Regions from separate parts of the Mus musculus genome. Here region 2 is linked to region 1. A link is a loop called in an ENCODE intact Hi-C map of the cell type or tissue named here. Cell type or tissue: heart. All regions are shown on one strand. Each heading gives the region's core, and the rest is flanking DNA. Links, peaks and the distances in the headings are about the cores only. Region 1 overlaps Lpp (LIM domain containing preferred translocation partner in lipoma). Region 2 overlaps Lpp (LIM domain containing preferred translocation partner in lipoma).

The links. A loop is a pair of places that touch in the nucleus more often than their neighbours do. Peaks named below come from ENCODE experiments on the same cell type or tissue, not always from the same donor. Only the 100,000 strongest peaks of a DNase experiment are listed, where the experiment ranks them.
Region 2: a loop joins it to region 1, with 2.0 times the contacts of the local background. A loop is called at or near these places in 4 of 42 quality-filtered maps.

What each region holds. Positions count from the first base shown.
Region 1 is chr16:24,558,806-24,561,722 of GRCm38, reverse strand. Lpp (LIM domain containing preferred translocation partner in lipoma) reads right to left here. Exons shown (of 13, transcript NM_178665.5): 4 at 2,066-2,131. Among named protein-coding and RNA genes, the nearest start is that of Gm24440, 150 kb to the right of the region's middle. In heart, for the core only: no CTCF peak of the experiment used is centred there; a DNase peak (open chromatin) is centred at 1,692.
Region 2 is chr16:24,494,360-24,497,276 of GRCm38, reverse strand. All of the region lies in intron 3 of Lpp (LIM domain containing preferred translocation partner in lipoma), which reads right to left. Among named protein-coding and RNA genes, the nearest start is that of Gm24440, 89 kb to the right of the region's middle. In heart, for the core only: no CTCF peak of the experiment used is centred there; DNase peaks (open chromatin) are centred at 1,636 and 2,526; H3K27ac peaks cover 2,397 bases.

The DNA of each region.
Region 1 (2,917 bases), core at 327-2,826:
TGATATCTGCTGACACGTTCACTGTCAAGTCTAATTATGGACTGACTGTTGTTCGGTATCATTCCCACTAATACCCATTTTTACCACAAGACTGTTGTACATGTTTATGTCATGCTCCCAGAACACTTAGTCCTCCATCTTTCAAAGGTTGAAACCATTCTATCCTTCAGTTCACACCAGTTTATAAATCCAAAAGACAGGGATTACATTGCTCGACAGATGACTGACAAACCAATACAGAGACAGAAAAACTGACTGACAGACAGGCAGGCGGGCAGGGAGGCAGACAGACAGACAGATGAGGTAGGTAGATGTCAGTAGATAGATGGAGAGATAGGCAGATAGGTAAATAAGTAGGTAGGGAAAGAGAGAAAGAGAGAGATGCTTGATTTCCCATTTTAAAGAACAGTCACTGTAACTTTTCAAGGTTTAATTAAAATATCTCTTTGTCTTGAGATGGATTTCGGTAGGAAAGTGAATACAGTTAACTAGATGATCCTCAAAACTTGCTGTATCAGCATTTAATAAATGGAAGCTAAGGAAATAGGTACGTGATAGGTGAAGGCCTTGGAGGAGCAGCTCTCTAGATCTCTGAAGTAGAAAATTCAGGCAGTTTCACTTTTTAAATCCCCTCTGGGTTTAGCACTCTGAGCTGTCCTAGCTGGTGAAATGGTTCACCCTGGATTAGTCAAAGGACAGAAGAGGGTTCTACTTCTTTGTTAGGATGTTGATAGTGGATGAGTTGACCAGGTCCCCTGAAAGTTAGTGCTATATCAGTGTCAGAGAATGGGGGGATATTGTCTCCCTTCCTTTCTGACTTAAAGGTACATGTCATAGGGACAATCAAAAACTAAAACAAGAGATGCCTTCAAGAAGTTTTCATTGGACATATTTGTCCATGAAAATGACATGTTAAAAACAAGTTTTTGTGGAGACATTGTGTATAACACAGTAAGACTAAAAGATATATATACATATATATGTATGTATATATGTATGTCATATATTTCTGAATACACATTTCTTTACAGCATTTCCTTCAATAGAACTAAAAAAAATCCAACTAGACTCACAACTGTGTTAATTCTAGAAATTTCTCAATTCCTGTCACCCACCTGCTTCACATTTACTCTATTTGATAAATATTAGCTTTAAATATCATATTAGACTAAAACTATAATTTCTATTTGATTATAAATTGGTAATTTCTGTGATTACGGGGCAGTAGCAACCAATTTTAACTTTTTTTAAAGAACTGTGTGAGGTCAGGTTTGCAATTCATCGTCACTGAAATAGTACACTGACTGATGTTATTAACACAATAGTCTATGAAACAAATGATTACAGCATTGTAAATGATCCAATCTTAGCTTTCTACTCCAAGGCCTCAAGTTAGGAGCATCATGTTGACCTGCTGGGAAAGAAACATGGCAGATCCCACTGAACAAAGCAGGACTGCAGGAAGGTTCAGCTATCAGCAGGTTGTCTATAAGGAAGAAAAGATGAGTTGAACTAAAGATGCCCCTTTCTCGTCTATCCCGCTCTGTTTTCTGGGCAACCTCATAAGGAAGGCCTCAGGAATGCTCTCTCTGACCTGTGGGGCTAGAGGACTCATCTGGCAGGCAAGGCACAAGGACTAACCCAGAGAAGCATTCTTTGGCTCATTCAGAGCCAAACCATTCTGGCAGTCCACTTTAGTAAAAACTACACTCAAAGAAGGAGCATGAGGAAACAGAGTGGGAAGTCTGCCTGCCATGCATTGCCCAATCGCAGGATACAACTGTGGAAAAAGACTTTCCTACTGTAGAGTAAAACTGCAGGTTCTCAAATGTCCATTAAACGTCAATTTCCCAAACTGTCCAGATTTTTGCATTTTAGATGCTAAAAGGATAGAAATTGAAAGGAAAAAGTAAATCAGAGGGCAGGTTACTGTCTTAGACCTTTCCAGAAGCCTGCTGACCATAAAGTACTGCGGTGTCTCTACCACAGGAAATGAACCTCTAGCACCATAGGGTCAGACGTCTATTAGCCTGATAGGATTGTGAAGACTCCAGTCCTCTCTTACCTCCAGCAGCCTTTGGCTTTTGGAATGGACAATGGTCACAGGCTTAGCCAGACGATGTGCTCAGCTCTGTAAATTAAACAAGACAGAAGTTACTTATGGGCATTGGGCACTGAGTCCAGTTTTATCCATCAGTTTGCAAAACATTTCTACATTCGTTATCTCAGTTCTCCCATAATCCTGATAAAGAAACGGGAAGAGATGACTCCACTCATATGGGAGGGAGGAAGAACTTCACAGAGGCATGGAAAACGATGAGAACTGGTCGTTCTTGTGAAGAATCTCACAAACTCGGCATGGAAAGCGGTCATTATTGTTCAAAAAAAGATGTCTTGCTCAAGAATATATAGTATCATGTAATAAGTGGCAGAACATGAATTCTGTGGTGGCCTACATTTTCTGCCTCAGTTTCTCCTAGGCCAGGAGGATAAGGAACCCAGCTCGCTCACCTCATCTGCACTCTGCAGGCCTGAGGAATAGGAACTGCACGTGGCATCTGGAGCCAGTCCACCTTTCTCCCTCTTACCAATGACCTTGGGCAAGTTATTAAAGATCTCCATCGTTAACTTCCTCATACAAGGATGAAGACTATCTTTGTTACCTAGTCAAAAACCGTCCTCAGCCAACCCTGTGGTGGGACAGGGAGATTGTCCTCTTATGCACAGTGATCAAATACAAAATGCTAACATTTCTTTTCATGAAACAAACACACACTAGTAAAACATATTCTGATATGGATATTTCTGATTGGTGGCCCTAGTTTTAAAATATCATGAGATTATCTATACCATTCTAAAGTGTCCTCAACACACAAACACATGCACATAAGCACACACATAGAAACAAAACTAAAAT
Region 2 (2,917 bases), core at 139-2,638, 64 kb after region 1:
CAGACTGACACATAGCCCTGCTAATCACAGAACCAGTCACCAAACATCACAGCATTCAAGACTAATGAAATAGCATCCCCTACCATCCTCTGGTCTGCATAGAGCTGTGTATGGGCACACCAGAGTGTGGGCCCTCATGCTGCTTTATCAGGAAAGCTAAACCTTAAACAAAAATAAAGGTACCAGCCTAAAACCACAAACACTCTCCATCCTGCCACCTTCTCACCAAATGCCCAACAGCTCTCTTTGAGCCTCACTGTGGTCATTAGTAAAATGAAGGTAACACTCACAAGCCTGCCACCCTTATGGACAAGGTATAGAGAGCTGGTGAATTACTGAATGTGGAAGGGGTTAGTCCACTGTAAAGCGCTTATAAGCCTACGTCATCTATCATACTCCCCAAAGGATTAGTCATGGTCAATAAATTATTACTGTTTATATGACTGGTCTTTCCTGTGGTTTCCTCATAATAGCACCACGCATTTGTAACCATTAAAATTTATGCTTTTACTGAAGCAGAAGATGCACTGGTCTCGGTGTCCCTACGTCTACCTCTGAGCTATTTGTAGAGACTGCTAGAGAATCCCAGAAATCGTGCTTGCTCTTTACCCTTCGGTTCTGGCCCTGAGAAGAAGTCAACATGCACAGTGTTCAGTGCCTTCATTCTTTTATACTGTACAGCACAAAGTGCTCACACTCAGGTCATCTTTAAGATGGTGCCACCCAGACAAGCAAACGGTTGCCCTCGACGAGCACCATGGGTTGGAACTAGGTGATAAAGGGGAGTCAGACGCTACACGGAAGAATCTGATCTCGATATTACAGTGAACACCTAAGGCAAAAGTGTGGCTTTGTCTGGGCTCTGTTTGGTGTTAAAGAACACAATGGCAATTTGATGCAAATCGATCCACTTGGTACTGCTGAACAAGAAGGAACAACATGAAACACAAAGAAACTGATCTGTAGGCTTTGGGGCTAGAAGAGACTTTCAAGGACCAATCGTATTTGCCAGACAGAGAAATGAGGATCTGGAGAATGAAGCATGACTCAAGAGTGAGCTCTGACATGGCTTCCCCAGAACACAGACCTCTTGTCTCCCGATCTCTCCAAAGCAACCCCTCTGTTATACAGCTTCATCTCTGCCCTCCCCTTTCTCCCAGGACCAGGGGGCTGCTCTATAGCCAGCCTAAACTGTAACAGGGAAATGTAGTTCCTGCAGGGTCCTTAACAAGGGAAAGGGGGACTCCTAATGCCCTATGGCTTTCTCAGAGCAGTAACTTTCTACAGTTACTTGGGATAGACAAGCTGCCATTGCGATATAATAACCACAAGGCTGGAAATCTGTCAAGAATTTCCTTTATCTTCTGTCAGAGAAAGTTCCTTTATCTTATGTTAGAAATACACCTTGCGAATGGGGAGAGGTCAGCGTTGACTACAACCATCTACCAAAAGGGTAAGTCACAGATGCCCGTAACAAGACTACAGCACTTAGGGATAACAGATTGCAGAACCCATAAAGACAGAAAGCATTCAAAGCCTTTCATTGCCTCACACGCAGATGACCACACTCCATTCTTCTCTCAGTCTTATTTAACATCTGTGACAGCCCAGTGACTCATCCAGTCCCTGCCTGGAAAACTCTCTCATGCCCAGTTCCATCTTGTAGAGTGCAGGGAAGCAGTGGGACCTCCCTCCTGCTGGCCCCACTTCTCCCATAAAGCAGGCTGAATGGATAAGAGCAGCAATGACTGGGCAAGGCCATGGAAAGGCTGCATTGAATTAGTGTAAAACTGTGGTGTAAACCTGCGCCATGTACTAGATGCCTCCCTACACACACTGATTGTCCAGAGATAAGAGAATGGGGAAAGGAGGTGGACCAAGGTGGAAGAAAGGCATAATGTGCCTAGGATCGAGAAAAGCTCTGCCAAGCACAGGGAACAGTCTGCCAAACATACTTAAGGAAGTCACAATGGAAATGCAAAGCCAGTATTTATTCTGTCTTTTTAGTTCAAGTCACAGAAAGTATCTGGAAGAATTAGAAAATGCTTTGTTTGGGGAATTCCACAGGAAATGAAATTATCTCAGACAAAATTAGAAGGAAAGCAAACAGATACGTTAGATGTCTTGGAGATCACAGCATCCAGCCACTTCACGGCTGAAAAAGGCACGCCAGGAAGAAAGTGCGTTTCACAGTTGAATGGCAGTCGAACTGGGCAGAAAACCTATGTCTGCTGGCTGTAAGAATGATTTCTTAGTTCCCATCCCATGCTAGCATTGATTTGAACACTAACTGAATTAAGCCGACTCATGTCTGAAGAGCAAAGGGAAAATAAACTTTTCCCTGTGGCAGATGCCTGGAACACTGGCTTCTTTCTCAGAACTTCACAGTTCATGTCCTACATAACGTGGAAATCAAGGAGCAAGCGCCCTGTTTCTTCAGTAGTGCACGTACATTTCTTAGCAATGCATTGCATGTCTGGCATCCTCGTCGGCTCCCTCTCCTGCTCCTCTTATTACCATATTAGGCACTGAGTTCCAATGTCTGGGTCACAGGACTCAGGCTGTGAGTGTGAGTGCAATCTGCTCTCTGAGCTGTTTGTCTTTACTGGAAGCCCACTGAGTCCATCTAGGAAACATTCACAGAAATGCAGAGGGCAGGGAGAAGTGATTCACACCCTGAACTTAGAAAGGGGAGAAACGGTGCTTTGGTTTGGTTTTGATTTGTTTTCTTATGCTCACTTAAAGGGACGAGAACCAGATTGGAAGAGAGGGCGGCAAGGTTAGCAAATCTCAGAGGCTTCTGTTCTCCACCGTGGAAACACGGGCCATGGATGAAGCTGTGTGAGGAGAGATTCCTGAGGCCTTGTGAGAAAACTCAAACAAACAAACAAACAAAAACAACAACAACAACAAAACC